Regions from separate parts of the Mus musculus genome. Here region 1 is linked to region 2. A link is a loop called in an ENCODE intact Hi-C map of the cell type or tissue named here. Cell type or tissue: heart. All regions are shown on one strand. Each heading gives the region's core, and the rest is flanking DNA. Links, peaks and the distances in the headings are about the cores only.

Region 1 (8,410 bases), core at 79-8,078, 110 kb after region 2:
ACTAGTCCATGTCCTGTGATGCACAGGGTAATCCAACCGCAAGAAAGACCTGACCCCAAAGGTCAAAAGGGCCACAGTTGAGGGTTTTACCTCTGAAGGGAAAAAGAAAGAAGGAAACATGAAGCTCATGGAAGTCAAAATCTTTTTAGCTACTTCTCATTCTTGTGCCCCCTCCCCCAAAAAATCCTTAACAAATGAAATAAGAGAAGCAAGAAATTTTGACCCAATATAGTTTATAGATGTCTAAAAATGCAACTATGAACATGTATATACAACTACAGATATATGACCATTCACAAATAATAATTTGTCTTGTAGGAATCTGTTTGAAGAGAATGACTAATGGAAATCCCATAACAGAGAGACACGTGGAATAATGTCTGGAAATCGGTTAAAAGAAGGATGATTCAGTCAATGGTGCTTTATTTAGTAATTGGAAAGAGCCAGAAAAGAGGATCTTGAATATTCTCATTGCAAAGAAATGATCCATGTTTAAGATAAAGGACTAAGTATATCGAGTTGTTCGGTATGTAAGATAAACACATCCTCAAACATCAGAGTGTACTTCATGGAGACAAGCAATTACTATCAATGAAAAGCCACTTGGCAGTAAGTAAGAGTCTCAGAGCTGTCAGCCAGAGCCCTCATTGAATATGAGTAAGAGAGTGTGAGTGTGTGTGTGTGTGTGTGTGTGTGTGAGTGTGTGAGTATGTGTGTGTGTGTGAGTGTGTGTGTGTGAGTGTGTGTGAGTGTGTGTGTGACACCAGAGAAACCCTTGCCTGTGCAGGTGAACAGGATTCCGTGGCATTGTAACTGGCAACTAAAAAGTCAGCTATAGCCTAAATACCTGTAAGAAATGAAGTAGCTGAGAGACCGTGGATAGTAGATCTGGATATAGCCAGGCCTGCTGGTGTAGGTTGTAATGGCAGTGACTGAAACAGTTGAGGCAGAAGCAATCTAATGCATGTTAGACAGGCTCGGGCTAACATATGAAGTCAAGGGCAGCCTAGGGAACATGGTGAGAAGGTAACCAGGGGTTTGGGGATAGAGCTCAGGGGTGTGTACTCATGAAGTACTGTGTTCAGGTATATAGACACACACACACAAACACACACACACACACACACACACACACACACACACACACACACACACACCTACATGGTGTCGAGGTAGACAGGCGACACATAAAGTATTTAGTTAAGAAATTAAGTTTCAGAACAGCTTGTTAGGCTCTTGGCATTCTGTAAAATTCTCCAAAGTAACACTGCATGAGTTAGGATTACTTGGCTACAGCCCTACTCCAATAGGACAGTATGAATGTCACTGTTCTAAAGTCCAATAGTGGGGCACACTCCTGTCCTGTTACAGTGTAAGTGAAGGTGTCTTGGTCTGATCCCACAAAGTGAGGGACAGGAGGCTCAGGCCATTTACTCTGTCTGGCATCGAAGAGGAAACGGCAGAATATGTGTAGAAACATTTAATTGGTTTGCCTTTCATACAGACTCCAGTGAGCAGTCAGAGCCCCTTCCACGGGGTTCATGACTTATTCCGTTTCTTCTCTGGGATCTTTCATTCTGAAGGTTATAAGATAACAGTTCCCGTGCCAGACAAGGTTTGTTTGTTTAGTCCTAGAGTCCGAGCATAAAAACAAGGGCAAATCTGAACCTTTGTCTTCATATCAAGAAGCACAGGCTTTCTTGAAAGCCCAGCTTTTACACTTCTGCTTATAGGTCCCTGGTCCAAAGTAAGTTTTGTTATTTCTTACCCATTACTTCACCCTTTACCTAGAGACCACAGGGCTGAGGAGCAAAAGGGAATGGGGCTTTCAACAGCGAGTCAGGGCTCTGACAGAATGCAAACTGGAATCATGACAATTACACATGAATAGAATTGTGTGCTTCAAATATGGTGTATTAAGTTAGACAATAAAGCTCTACAGCCAGAGACTGATAGGGTACACCAGGTTTATGAGAGTGTTTGTCACTAAAGGAGGAGAAAGGGGAATGGCCTGAGAAAGGATACGAAGGCCTTCACTCCATCCCTCCATAATTTTATATATTCCTGTGAAGAGAAGGTCTGGTGTAGGCAAGATGGCTTCAAGGTACTTGTAACATGACCCTGGTGACCTCCATTTGATTTCTGGGACCAAATGAATGTAGAAGAAGACAAATGACTCTGCAGAGATGTCCTCTGACCTCCATGGGTCCACCTTGATAATTGTGCTCACATGCACATCACTCATGCTTACATACAGCAATAAGAGAAGACAGAAAGAAAGAGTGAATGAATGAAAGGAAGGATGGAAGGAAGGAAAGAATGAGAGAGAGAGAGAGAGAGAGAGAGAGAGAGAGAGAGAGAGGAAAAGTGGAGCTGGAGAGATGGCTCAGTGGTTAAGAACACTGACTACTCTTGCAGAAGAGTTCATTTCCCAGCATCTGTATTGGGCAGTTCACAACATCTTGTAAATCCATCTCCCAAGACATTCAATGACATCTTCTGGTCACTGCTGGCTCCTATATTCAAATGCCTGTGCCGACACAGACACACATACACACATACATAGACGTAATTTTTAAAAAATGCTGAAATGAAACCCTCACCTTCTTTCAAATAAGTAAACGTCTAAAGTAAATATGACATAATATTAGGGCTTAAGCTATAAGACACGTGAATGTTGTTTTAAGTTTCACAGTTATTTAGTGTATATGCACATGTGTGTATGCATGCACACATATGGTACTCTGGTAAGCATATGGAGGCCAGAGAACAAGTTGCAGGACGTTCTTTCTTCCCTTCTACCACGTGGATTCTGGGGATTGGACTCAGCTAGTCAGACCTGGTAGCATGCGTCGCTACCCAATAAGCTTCCTTGAAGGGTAGACATTAATCTTAGATTTAAATAAACATAATTTTACTATAATCTTTCAAAATTAAGGAAAAAAATCATGGAAGGTGTGTTGTTAACCTTTAAATTCTGGAGCAAGCAGTAAGTATTCTGTCTCCTTGAGAAGAAGCAAACTGGCAGAGCCTGCCCAGACAGTGAGAGGAGTCCGCTGGCTGACAGAGAAGCTGCAGAAGTGCCGCCCATCCCCATCACTCACTGAACTGGGCAGAACCCAGGAACCCCACTTCCCATCTCTGTCTCCCAGGTGCACCTTCAGAAACAATTAGAATCATTTCAACAGAACCACGGGAGAATAATTTTGAGTGTTTCATGATTCACCTTGTTCTCCTGAAAGTCGGCATGAAAGCGTCCATGTTCCAGGCTTCCAAACAGCACAGACTGTCCTAACAACGCTTTTCATGACAGATAGGTCACCCACGAGAGGTCCTTTTTAACGCGAGACATTTTATCCTCCTCCCCACCAAAAAAAAATGTGATGAATTATTTTTCCAAAGCTGATAGTTTGTTTCAGAACATTCGTTTTCATGAAAGCCAATGTCACCTCAACACAGTAATGAATTCCTTTTGGAAGCCGCTCTGACTTCCCAAGGTCACCAATTGAGCTTTCACAGAGAGAAATTATGCCGGTTTGATTTGAGAAAGCCTGGGGAAGTTGAGGGGGAAGGAGAAGGCAAGAGTGGGGCAGATGCCAGAACTGAGGAACATCTCAGCAGAGTTGGATTAAGTTTCAACTTATGCAAATGAGGGTTGAGAAAGGAAGCCTCTGTTTCCCTTTGAGTGTACTGATGCGCAGACTCACCAGGAGGGTAACTTCAAGGGCTTATGCCCCCAGGGACCAGGCTGGGAGGGAAGCGGGCTTCTGTGTCATGGAAAGTCCCAAGATCTGTTCCAGAGCCCCACCCACTTCCTGCCACCTCCGTGTTTGTCTTCTGTGCTCTGGATGCTCTTAACTGTCCTACAAGTGTGGTAAAGGGTTCTAGCATGTGGAGGGAAAATTAGCTTTATTTCTTTTTCCACCTTCATTAAATTCAGAAAAGGGAGACAATCAAAAGAAAACGTTCTGACCTAATTAGTCCCAGTGCCGCAGAAACAATGGAAAGCGTTTTCTCTGAACAAATGTGCACGATTCAAACATTTCACTGGAAAGAGCCAGTCGAGCCTTGCTTCTCCATTTTTAAGGAGCATGGGAACATTCTGGAAGGTGGAAGCTGTTGATAGCAAAGTAGTTAACAGTTAAGAACATAGAGTGAGTCCACTTTGATCCTACCTATGGGAATAGTTGTCATCTGTGTGCCTGTGTGCGTGTGTGTGTGTCTGTGTATGCGCACGCGTGAGCGCTCATAATGTACATTAGTGTGCATTTGTGCATATGTGTATGGGTGTATGGAGCAGTGTGTCTGTGTGTGTGTGTGTGTGTGTGTGTGTGTGCGCGCGCGCACACACACACACACGCACATGCATGTGGTTGCTGGAGGTCAAAATCAGGTGCCTTTCTTGTTTGTTCTCTACCTTATATTTTGAGATAGGGTTTTTCACAGAACTTAGAGTTACCCTACCCAGCTAGGCTAACTAACTAACCAATGAGCTCCCAGGATCCACCTGTCTCCACCCCTGGTCCAAGCCTTGGGGTTTCAGGTGTGTAGGTTTGTTTCCTGCTTTTCTGTGAGGCTGGTATACAGACTCAGGTCTGTGCTTTCAGGGTACACTTCACTGACTGAGCAGTTACCTTGCTCCAGCGGTTGTCTCTTTTATGGGGTACACTTGGATGCAGTTATGAAAACAGCAGATGATCTTTGCTGGTGAGACTAAAGCCTAGAAAACCTCAAATCATAGAGAAGAAAACATTTAAAGTTGACTTCTGCTCACTCCTGCTTACTGATGGAACATAGCTGCTTCACAAAGCTGAAGATTCAGACTCAGTCAGAAGGCTCCATCTCATATAAAACTATTGTCCAATGTTCAATACAAACATACATCTATAGATAGATAGATAGATAGATAGATAGATAGATAGATAGATAGATAGATAGAACTTGCTTCCAAAGAGGTTGTAGAAAGAAAGTTAAAAATACGAAATTATTGTCTAAATCTCACATTGCAGTAGGTAAGACTATTTCAAGGACACAGGATGTGACAGTAAAAACTAAAGGTGCTTAATTTTGTTCTATTCTTCTAAATTGCCTTTGTAGAGAGGGCATTTTGATCTTGAATTTGCTCTTCACTGGGTTGTGACTGGGGTGGCTGTCTTTCTGCTACCCTTTTCTCGATTTTCCCGAAAGCTAAGGAAATACAGTACTGTAGTCTTAAGTTCAATACTTTGAGAGACCATGTCTCAATTTTTACCTGGGAAATAGAGTCTGTGATAATAAATCATTAGCGAGCTGCCCCTGATAGGATGTCAAAGCAGGATGCTCCAACAAAGAGCCCCTTTGAGGGATCTGTAGAAAAAAAAAAAAAGGAAGAAGACGTTATCACAATTGTTTTGCTTTGGCTTCTCCAAGAAGTTGGAGACACAAAATTTGTATTCTTTGGAAGACTGGTAGAAAGGAGCTTTTTTAAAATTAACTTTGGGAAGAGCCATGGGGCAAGAGCGATAGCTGCTCAAATATTTCCTGAACATTATCCCTTCGCAGGGACTGGAGCTTTGATGAATGTGGCTGTCACCCAGGAGATGGCACATGCCATATAATAAATGGATCCGCTCCTGAATCCTGCAGTCTACTATGGAAGTGCAGTGAACACAGAGCCCGCCACCATGTTGCTTTGGTGGGTGCTGCTTTACAAGCAGGAATAGGATTTTAAAATCCAGATTACAACTAGGGAATGGGTTGCACATGTTTAGGCTCAGGGTCAGGAGCTCGTCAGAGCCAGTGATGTATGGGAGCTCTGCCCAGTCCATGTTGAAAACTTGTCAAGAATCAAGGGGTGTGGGGGACTCAAAAACACTAACTGTTGCTTTTTCTGCAGTTGACTGCCAGGCAAAACTAACAGCATCCAGTGACTTGTTTCCTCATATCCAAGCGAGCATCATGCAGTTGAAAGTGCTTGTCTAAAGTGCATGGATGGACACATGCTCTTACGTGGACAGACAATCTCCTTAAAGCTGTGCTTTCCTTTAAGGCTTTTGATCCCACGTGTTTCCTTAATATCATTGTAAGCAGTGGGCAAAGCGATTAGAGAGCATTCTGAGAGAAATTGACATTTTCAAATAAAAGAGTTTTGCTACGGTTGAGATTGTTGGAGGGAGGCAGAGGCAGGCGGATTTCTGAGTTCGAGGGCAGCCTGGTCTATGGAGTGAGTTCCAGGACAGCCAGGAATACACAGAGAAACCCTGTCTCAAAAATAAAATAAAATAAAATAAAATAAAATAAAATAAGATAAAATAAAATAAAAAATAAATCTAGGAATAAACCTAACCAAGGAAGTGAAGGACTTCTACAATTATACACACACACACACACACACACACACACACACACATATATATATATATACATTTATATCTCTACACATATATAAATTATATGTACATTCATATATATATATATATATATATATATATATATATATATATACACACACACACATTCAGAAAGATGGAGAGACTATAAAACAGAAAAAATATACTATGATTATTGGTAAAAATATCATGTCAATGATCTCTTCACCAAAAGTTATTTACAGATTCAATGCAAAACTCCCTCTCATCATCTGCAGAAACAGGAAAAACGTACCTTTAAATTTATACAGAACAACAAATACACTGTGAAGGAAATCATGGACATGCTCACATTTACAATAATCTCAAAGAAATGAAAATATCTAGGAGCCGGGTATGGTGGTGCATGCCTTTAATCCCAGCACTCAGGGGGCAGAGGCAGGCAGATTTCTGAGTTTGAGGCCAGCCTGGTCTAGAGAGTGAGTTCCAGGACAGCCAGGGCTACACAGAGAAACCATGTCTCAACAAACAAACAAACAAACAAACAAACAAACGAACGAAAGCCGAGATTGTTGGGTTTGGATGGCCGCGGTGTTCTTCCCAGCAATGTTCTTACCCCTCTTCTGTGAAAATAGACTTCGCTGCTCGCTCACCTGTGAAAAAGTAGTATCTCCTGGCCTGGCAAGCTCCCAGGAGCTCACTGTGGGGTTTTCCGAAAATGTGCATGATGCTTTTAAGTATTGTACCGTGTTTGCACGTGAATGGTCTTTTGAGTTTGAATGTGGAAACATGTCTGAGTTCAGACAGAAGCCTTTGCCAGAGAAGCATACATACCTGTGAAAACCAGACAGTAGATTATTGCCAAAATCATATAAGACTCAAGATGAGATGTTGTAATGTTTGGGGATCTGACCTGGGCCATAGCATAGAAATCAACCGCCATCAACCTACAAAGATATGTTTTCAAAACACAAACAACTCTCATCTCTTTCAAACCAGCTTCCTCGGATCCCATTTCATTTCCTGTGTGCCCGCCCTCTCATGTTTCAAAGGGCACAACAGAAGCAGGGCCAGGAACCTCAGATTCCATACAAAACCCGCTGAGGACCAAAGGAAGTGCTTTCCGGGAATGAGGGTGGGCAGCTCCGAGCAAAGCTTATGTGGTTACCGTGGCTGTTTTTAAATAGCCATGGCGATGTGTGACTTACTTATGCATTCCTCACATGATGGTCAACGGTTCAAACAATCTATCTTCGAAGATTTCTGTTGATGTCATTGATCATTCATAAATGTATATACACACACACATATATAATATGTATATGTGTATATGGATATTCTCTCTGTGTGTGTGTCTCTCTCTCTCTCTGTCTCTCTCTCTGTAACATGACAGTGTGCACAGGGCATTGATCATGAATAAAAGAAAGTTTCAATTCTTCCATTTACCATTTAGGCCCAGCTTCAAAATCACAAAGTTCCAAGGCATTTTCTTTTCTTCCCAATGAGTCTAGGTTGGTCTTCAGAGAAGTAGTATTAAGGACATAGAGAGGTGCAGTTTTTCAGAACACAAATGTAAGCCATATCCTTCTCCAATGCTTGCACTGTGATGAGATTTTTGTCTTTAAGAATAGCAGTATATTATCACATTTTCATCTTTCCAGCTGTCATTTATCTTTAATAGTTTAATAGTTTAAAGCTGATTACTGCCAAACTGCTGATAAATGAACATTACTATAAGGTGGGATCTGAGATCATCCTCTCCTATACACTTGTACGCATGCCTGACATTGTGGCTGTGAGCATGTGACCTACAGAATCTGAGAAAGTAATACAGCTGTGGTAACTGTAAAAGAAAACTTGTTCTTAGAATTCAACAAGTACAGGAAGAAAGTTAACCAAAGAGCAGCTCCCACACCAAGCTGGAGTGACCAGAAGGAGGGAATTTCTGTTGACAAACATTCAGGGAAGGCAAGAAAAGAAATGGATTCAAACGAGGATTTGAAATCTGTGTGCACGATGAGCTGAGGTAGGGGTGTCTGTGTGTGTGTGTGTGTAGAAATACA
Region 2 (8,410 bases), core at 112-8,111:
TCCTCTTGACTGCTATGGAAGCGAGTCTCCTCCTGGTTACCTTTGAATCAAGTTGTAGAACTCTCAGCTCCTCCAGCACTATGTCGGCCTGCATATTTCCATGCTTCCCGCCATGATGATAATGAACTGAACCTCTGAACCTGTAAGCCAGCCCCACGTAAATGCTGCCCTTTATAAGATTCATTCGCCTTGGTCATGGTGTCTGTTCACAGCAATAGAAACCCTAACTAAGACAGCGGTGATCAGGTCTCTGCTTGATTCATACTTCTAGATTTTAGTCAACAAACTGGTGGGAATTCCTTCCTCCCCTCCCCCACCCCCATGCGCACAAACGAGTGTTGCATCAGAAAGGGCAAGCGTTCGTCCAAGAACCACCCTGACATGGATTCAAAAATGAGTCAAAGCATCTGCTCCTCAGAACCAGGAAGTCAAAGTTGACCCAGACTCCGGTTTATTCCTTTCTCATCAGGTTTGGGAATGGGGTGAAGCATCCCCGGGGTGATCTTTGGGAAAAATGCATCTCCGTTCCCACTTCTGCCTCGGTGGCCACCACCTGGACGCCTGGTGAGAAATTCTCACTCTAGCATTTGTCCTCTGGAGCCTGGGGGGACAGGTGTGTAAAAGAGATCAGCTCAGTCAAACCATGAGAGACCACGACTGTGGGAACCGAGATGGTCCAGCGTGGGGCGCGCAGTCCAGCATGGGTCACTCGCGCTCTGATGAGAAGCTGCATCCGAAAAGGACTCTGTTGTCGTTGTGAGACGTGATGACACACCCGTGCTTCTTTTGGGCGAGGCTGGCCTTCTTCTGATGCTGTCAAGCCTCTAAGACTCATGTTCACCCCCGAGTATGTCATGATCAAATATGCCCGGATAATTCTTCCCATTGTTAAGAACCAAAGTGAACACAGGGCGTATCCAAGGCTGTATATTCAGATTCTATAACTGGACAAATGTCCTTAACCATATGAATGCTGCTCCCTGATGAAGAGGTGACGTCCAGTTTCTCTTAGAAGTCAGAAAATGGAAGAATTTCAAGTTGTTATAGCCACATTTATTGAGCACCTACTACTTTTCTAATGCATGTTAGCGTCAGGAAAATACACTCAGAGTGACGCCATAATTTCGCTTTTCATGAGCACTCTCAACAAAGGTCCTTTGAGTAAAGATGGAAAAACAGCAGAACATATCAGAAAAACGACATGCAACAGATACAAAGGGAAGCCGCTGAGCTTTAGTGCAGTAGTTCTCAACCTGTGGGTCTCAACCCAGACAGGAGTCACGTATCAGATATCCTGCATATCGGGTATTTACATTGTGATTCATAATGGTAGCAAAATGACAGTTGTGAAGTAGCAATGAAATAATTTTATGGTTGGGGATCGCCAGCCATAACACAGGAACTGTATCAAGTATTATTAAATAAAATATTAACATTAATATATTAAAATTTAAATTTATTATAGTATGATATAATATTACCACATTATAGTATATATTAATTTTTCTATATTATTTTATACCATATAATACATATTATCATATATTAGAATATTAATATATTATCACATTATATATTAATACATATTTGGTATATATTAATATAATGTATAGTATATAATGTTATATAATATATAGTATATATTTATAATATAACATTAAATTTAATTTTTAAAATTTTATTCATGTTAATATTAATTATATAAAATTATATATTATATTTCTATTATTTTATATGAATATCATATAACTATAATATAATTAATATTAAATAAAATTTAATATAGAAATTGTATTAGAGGTTCATAGCTTTAGAAAGGCTGAGACCCACACTGCTTTAGGGGAATTAAGGAAATCTTAGAGAGAAACACTGGCGACATTGATCTTGGATAGTAAAATAAAGATCATCAGTCGAGGTCTTTTCTAAAAGGTCTTTTCTAAACCTGCTGTGCAGACATCACCGGGGGACTTGCTAAAATTATCAGGCACCTGCACCTTCGCTCGAAGATTTTTGGCTCAGTAGGGAGAGGGTTAAGGTCCAGGAAACTTGGAAATTAAATGCCCAGGTTACTCTAGTGTTTGCCAGAGGAAGTTTGGGGAGTCTTGAATGAAGTGGTGAATCCCACCACATTGAGCACTTATCCAAAGTAAGGTGCCGTGTCGAGAGTAGAGAGAACCCGGGAAAAGCAAGCTTCAGTAACGATTAGCATGCGGTGTAGGCCAGTGTCTGACAGCATTTGTCCAAGGACCGCGATGGAGGCACAGGCTTAGGTGACGCCTAGAATGGGAAGGAAGTTGAGATGTTTTCTAGAAGCTTCTAATGTGCTAATTAATTCCTCAGCGACGCTCCCAGGGGAGGTTTGCTTTGTTGATTTTTAGACGATATTTTCTTTGAACATCTTGTAGAGATATGGGTAGCCTTCAATCGCTGCCTAAAGCATCTCTGTTTCGTTGTTAAGCCAAGCCTGGCTTATTACATAAATGGACACAATTGCTCTCTGTGAAAAGCCGGACACTATTCAGAAGGAAGAGAGGGACATGCCCCGCGGTCAGGAGTGGAGTGGCTTTAGCATCTTTGCCCTTAGTAATAGAACGTAGTCTCGGAAGTCCAGAAGCTTGGTCATAATGCAAGCGAAACAAACCTTCCAGGCTGGTTTTGGTTTTGTCATTCGTATGGGTCTACACCCAGGCTCTCTCAGTACCGTCTCTCCAAGCGCGAGCAACAGCAGCTGGAAGGTGGGACAGATGCAGATTCTAGGTTTCTACCTAAAATCTCCTGAGCCAGAACTGTGGAGGAGGGGAAGTGATCAGAAGTCAAAGTGATGAAGGAAGGCAGCTAGCCATGCTTCAGATTCTTCTGATGGCCCTCAAGTCTGAGAAAGAGCCTCAAGCCCAAGAGAAACTCTGTCGATGCAGTAATACTGAAAAGGACTCTCAGTGAACAAGCCCTACGTATGTGCTCATTATACATGTATTACGGCCTTGCTATTGTTATTGGGTGTCAGAAAATCTACTCATCCACCAAAAGTGAGATTGATATTTGGTCTCCAGTGTTCGGGATACAACCCAGGGTCTTGCACATTTTAGGCAGTTCCTTTATCCTGAGCTATACTCCCAGGGTCTGTGATTCTTGTTGATTTTTTAAAAACAATTCCTATTGGCTCGAACACCAAGACAAACTACAAAAGCCAAGTCCTTTCATAATGTGGCCTACCTACATCTCTGGACTCTTAAACCTTCCCCAGCTGACCTCCATCATTCTGTCTTTCCAACAGCTGATTCTATCTTGTCTTTCTAGTTACTGCTCAAATATCACCATTTGACTACCTTGTTAAATTTACACACACACACACACACACACACACACACACACACACACATTCATTTGTGTATGCATGTGCATATGCATGCATGTATATGTATGTATGTGTATATGTATGTAGATATGCACATATGCATGTATGTATGTGTGTATATGTATATACATTATAGGTGCACATTCATGTGCAGTTATAGGTACCTCTGAGGGTAAGCTAGAGGAGGAAGGCCTCTGAGCACCCCTCTCTATTACTTTCCACATTATCTCTTTGAGATAGGGTCTTTCACTGAAGTTGGGGCAGAGCTGGCACCCAGCAAGCCCGAGCAATCCTCTTGCTTCTGGCCCTTACGGTACTGTGGTTATAGGTGCACATACAACCATGGCAGGATTTTCACATGGGGCATGGGATTTAAACTTAGGTCCCCTGGAAGAGCTGCAGGTTCCTTACCCACTGAGCCAGCTCTCAAGGCCTTACATATGCTTGTATTTATGTTCTTCACATTACTCACTGGCTTTCTTCGTGGCATACAAACCAATCGTGCCCAGTCCTTTGCTTATTTTCAAATCCATGCACGGTGTCATTGTATCTTCATGTCCTTCTGGGCCTTGCAATACTAGCAGACTTAACCCCATGTTTATTGGGTGACTTCCAGGCTGCAGCTGAAATCCAAATGAACACGATAAGTTAACAACTGAACTGCTGCTTTTTCTAGACACATGCCTTGCTGCAGGTTTTAAAAACGTAGATTACAATTATTCTTTCAATTGTGGGAACCTGAATGTTTTACAGGAAGTTCTTTAAGGGATCTTAAAATAGACTTGTCAAGAGTTGGCTTCAGTGTCAGAGCTGGCCCTGTGTTCATTTATTGGAAGGGAAATGCTGGAGCTCAAACAAAAAATCATAATGCCTTGTACCACATGAGATAAACAAACAACTGACTCTGAAATTTATGGTTTTACAGGTGTCTTGTTAGAGCTGGTTCTGGAAACAGAAAGATGAACCCAGACTCCGGTGCCATCTAGTGGTCATGTTAGTTCCTCTAGAAATAAACTCCAGTGCAATCCAGTGCTGGGTTTTTGACTCGTGGGAGGTTTTGTGCTTTTATGATGTGCATCTCAAGTATGAATTCAGTTGTATTAAGAATGATGCATGTTAGTAAATGCCCAGAAAATCTGTGAGCGCCAGCCCTCTTTGGAGTGTAGCATAGAAAAATGAAGATGTTGTGTAAATAATAATTACCACAGGTTCATATAGCTGTGTGATACCTAAGACGTGGGCCCATATTTATTGCAGATACCTAGAGGCAAAGAGAACTTCTGAATCCTGGCCAGCTATGTCACCATTTGAATATGGAACATTTGAATATGCTCCCTAAGGGAGGGATATGCTTGTTGTGTTGAATGCTTCCTCCTTAATGCTGGCTTTGGGAGATTCTGGGAAGATGAGTCCTGGTTGAATGAAATCATCGGATATGAAGACATTTCTTATTGCCAGGTTACTCCCTCCCTCTTTTCTGCCTTCTGTCCACCATGAGATGAAACACTTCCGTTTTACCACAGCATGCCCGTGACAGCTACCCTGATGCTCTGCAGAGCAGCAGCTGGGGCCAGGGTTGGAGAGAAGCAACCATGAATAGAACACTCAGAAACCATGAGCCAAACATACCCATCTGCCCCCAAATTGTCTCTACCAGGTAATTTGGACCACAGTGAGGTCAAAAGTAATAGAGAGTATTAGATGATTCAGGCTCCGAGGTATTGTCAACAGAGGACTGCCCACCTAACACAGTTATTTATCAAACATCTCATGTCTGTACAGAGCAGCTTCCACACCTCTGGCTGCACAGGTAGTTTTAGGTTTGTCTCAGCTACCTAGAGTCCTTTCTTGCTCTTGCCATCGACTTGGTGTGGAGCCCTTTGCAGAAGACAGCTGGGTCATTCTTTGGAGAAGCCTTGGGGTCACTCTGTGATATTACAGACCACAACCCCCAATATCTAGTGAGAGGAGTTCGAGATGCATCTGAGACAGGGTCATGTAGGTGTAATATTAGGCAAATTAGATCCAAATCTTGAGAGTGACACCCCCTGACTTCTCTGCTGATGTCAACTTTTCTAATTTGTGTGGTAGCTTTTCAGACATTTGCCTCCCAAGCCTTATGAGGATTAAAAGGGATAATGACATATCTAAATCGCTCCATCTGAGTGCCCAATACATGAGAAGTGAGCCACTTACCTCTGATCTCACATGGTCTAAAGAGCACCTCTTATTTCTAGCCTTCCATTGTGGCGCTTCCTGTTTCCCTTTGCTCTCTGTAATCCAGTTGTACCCACGTTGAAATACTTAACATTAGAGATATCCAAAAACCCGGATGACTTGACAGTACCTATTCATGGCAGGGGACAAGGAACATTTAGATATTTTGGAAATCCATTGTTATAAAGCTGCAAGAATCACCCAGGAAATGAAACCAAAAGTCAGCTTACATGAGACCAAGCCATATTTTCAGTGTCATAGAACAACCATCCACGCACTAACTGTAGCACACCACACACCAAAAGCACTCTGCTCTGAGAATTCAGTGAACCCACATCCTGGCTCCAATCTCTCATTCTGAGAGTATAGTTTCTCTGTTAAGTTAATGAAAAACAAGCTCATGAGACTTGGATTCTGTTCCTTAATTTGAAAACAGTGTCCGAAAAAGCTTGGGAGACGGCTTGTTGATAAATTCCAAATGATATTCTACCCTAAGCCGGTAATAAAATGATAGTGGTGGTGGGAGACGCTGAGACACAAACATATTTCTATTTGTCTCTAACGAATCACGGAGTCTTCAACCCTATTTATTCATTCGCCTCCCAGTAGCCCCCCAATTTCAGGCCAAATCCTCACAAAGAAAAACACTGTGGACTGTGTGTCATAATCACATCTGCCCTTGGAACACAGGGTTCTATTCCCCAGATATTAGACTGAGATGGGGAAAGTCATCTTATTATCGAAACTGCTTCTCTGATTCTGTTCTTCCCTCTTAACAAAAAAAAAAAAAAAAAAAAAAACTCAGGCAGCTTGGTTGGATTGTGGCAAACCTGTGTTACCCAAGTCCCCTGCAAGTGAAGAGATCTTTCTTCTCAGCTGTCTGCCTTCTGTTCATGGGCTATGCTTATGTGATACCCAATCTACATGCCACCCAACTTATGTGCACCCAACTTATGTGCCACCCAACTTTTGCTTATTTGCCTTTAAAACATGTTTGGAGGGTTAGAAGGAAAAGAGTATAGGGCAGTAGTGGGGAAGAGTAGATGAAGAAGCAAGGGAAGACAAGGTTTGGTGGGTATATAAGCTGAATATTAAACTCCCCCCACCCCCTGTGTGCGTGTAACTATCTGGTGTCTAGCTGGTACTCCAGCAGTGTTCAAAGTAAGACTCCTCTGCAGTAGTCTTTATGTCTCTTTGGCTAAGAGACTGGGCTCATCTGGGAAGCCTCCAGAGGCAATAGGTCATATCCACCACTCATGCCCATGTCCACCCTGACAGCTACACAAAAGAATCATGTCATCACTGTGACCTTTTGGGGGCTGACCTAATAGAACACTGTGTTCTTCAGAGTTGTTAAAGATTGGGGAGTGTGCAACCAACCCTCCCCAGTGCCACCGAAATACAGAGTGTCTGGTGTGAAATCGTGTGTGTGTGTGTGTGTGTGTGTGTTGTGTGTGTGTGTGAGACAATCACAGCAATACTGAGAATTCGTACACCTTCGCTGGCTTCCTTCATGCCAAGTGCCATGGAGTGATTCTCCTTACCAGAAGAGAACATTCTGAGACAGAACTTTAATTCTTTCTGATGTGTGACAGAAAATAGGAAAACAATTCCACCTTGTGTGTGAGTGTATGCACACATGTGTGTGCCAGTGCAGAGAGACCAGAGGCCAGTCTCTGTTATAGCTTCTCAGCTTCTCTTGATCTATCATCTATCTATCTATCTATCTATCTATCTATCTATCTATCTATCTATCTATCTGCTATCTCTCTATCTATCTATCTATCTATCTATCTATCTATCTATCTATCTATCTATCTAACCATCCATCCATCTCCATATATGTATGAATGTATGTATGTATCATCTATCTATCTACCTATCTATCCATCTATCTGTCATCTATCTATCTATCTATCTATCTATCTATCTATCTATCTACCTATCTATCTATCATCTATCTACCTACCTACATCTATCTATCTATCTATCTATCTATCTATCTATCTATCTATGTATTCATCCATCCATCCATCTCCATATCTATCTATCTGTCTGTCATCTATCTATCTATCTATCTATCTATCTATCTATCTATCTATCTATCTATTTTGAGTCAACGTCTCTTACTACCAAGGCTTATGAGCCAGTCAGTTCCAAGGATGCCCTGCACCTTCCAGAACTGGGATTATATGACCACCACCAGACCCAACTTTAAAAAATATATTTGTTTCTTTTTACATCCCAAACACAGTTTCACCTCCTCCTCTCCTCCTAGTACCCCTTTCCTCTGCTCCCTCAATTCCTTCATTTCTCTTCAGAAAGGGGCAGCTCTCCCAGGGATATCAACCAACCATGGCATATCAAGTTGCAGTAAGACTAGTCTCCTTCCTTTGTATTGAGGCTAGAAGAGGAAAGGACCCTTGGAGCAGGCAAAAGAGTCAGAGATACCCTCTGCTTCCACTGTTTCAAGTATCACAAGATGCAAGCTACACAACTGTAACAATATGCTGAGCCTAGGTCAATTTTTGTGTGTGTGTTGGATTCTGAAGATTAAATTCAGGGCTTTGTGCTATCAAGATGGACACTGTACCAATGGAGCCACCCAAATCCTCCCTCTTTGGGACAAGAAGAGTAGTGGAAAGACAGAAAATTCGACCAAGCAAAAATCAAATGCTATCCTTCCTTGGCTATTTTGAAATGACTCCTTCCTTAAAACAAAATACAATACTTGCCCACAGCAGCATATGGTTACAATGAAAGAAAACCTAAATTCTGAAACACACTTGGACATTGATGAAGCATTAAGGCAAGGTGCTAAGTGAAAAAGGTAGATCT

The links. Peaks named below come from ENCODE experiments on the same cell type or tissue, not always from the same donor. Only the 100,000 strongest peaks of a DNase experiment are listed, where the experiment ranks them.
Region 1: a loop joins it to region 2, with 2.2 times the contacts of the local background. A loop is called at or near these places in 6 of 42 quality-filtered maps.

The regions. Positions count from the first base shown.
Region 1 is chr10:68,790,992-68,799,401 of GRCm38, reverse strand. It overlaps Gm32931 (predicted gene, 32931), which reads left to right. Exons shown (of 3, transcript NR_168586.1): 3 at 319-622. Among named protein-coding and RNA genes, the nearest start is that of Gm32931, 28 kb to the left of the region's middle. In heart, for the core only: a CTCF peak has its summit at 3,673; a DNase peak (open chromatin) is centred at 3,731; H3K27ac peaks cover 611 bases.
Region 2 is chr10:68,898,777-68,907,186 of GRCm38, reverse strand. No RefSeq gene overlaps it. Among named protein-coding and RNA genes, the nearest start is that of Gm32931, 80 kb to the right of the region's middle. In heart, for the core only: a CTCF peak has its summit at 4,346 (motif pointing left); no DNase peak of the experiment used is centred there.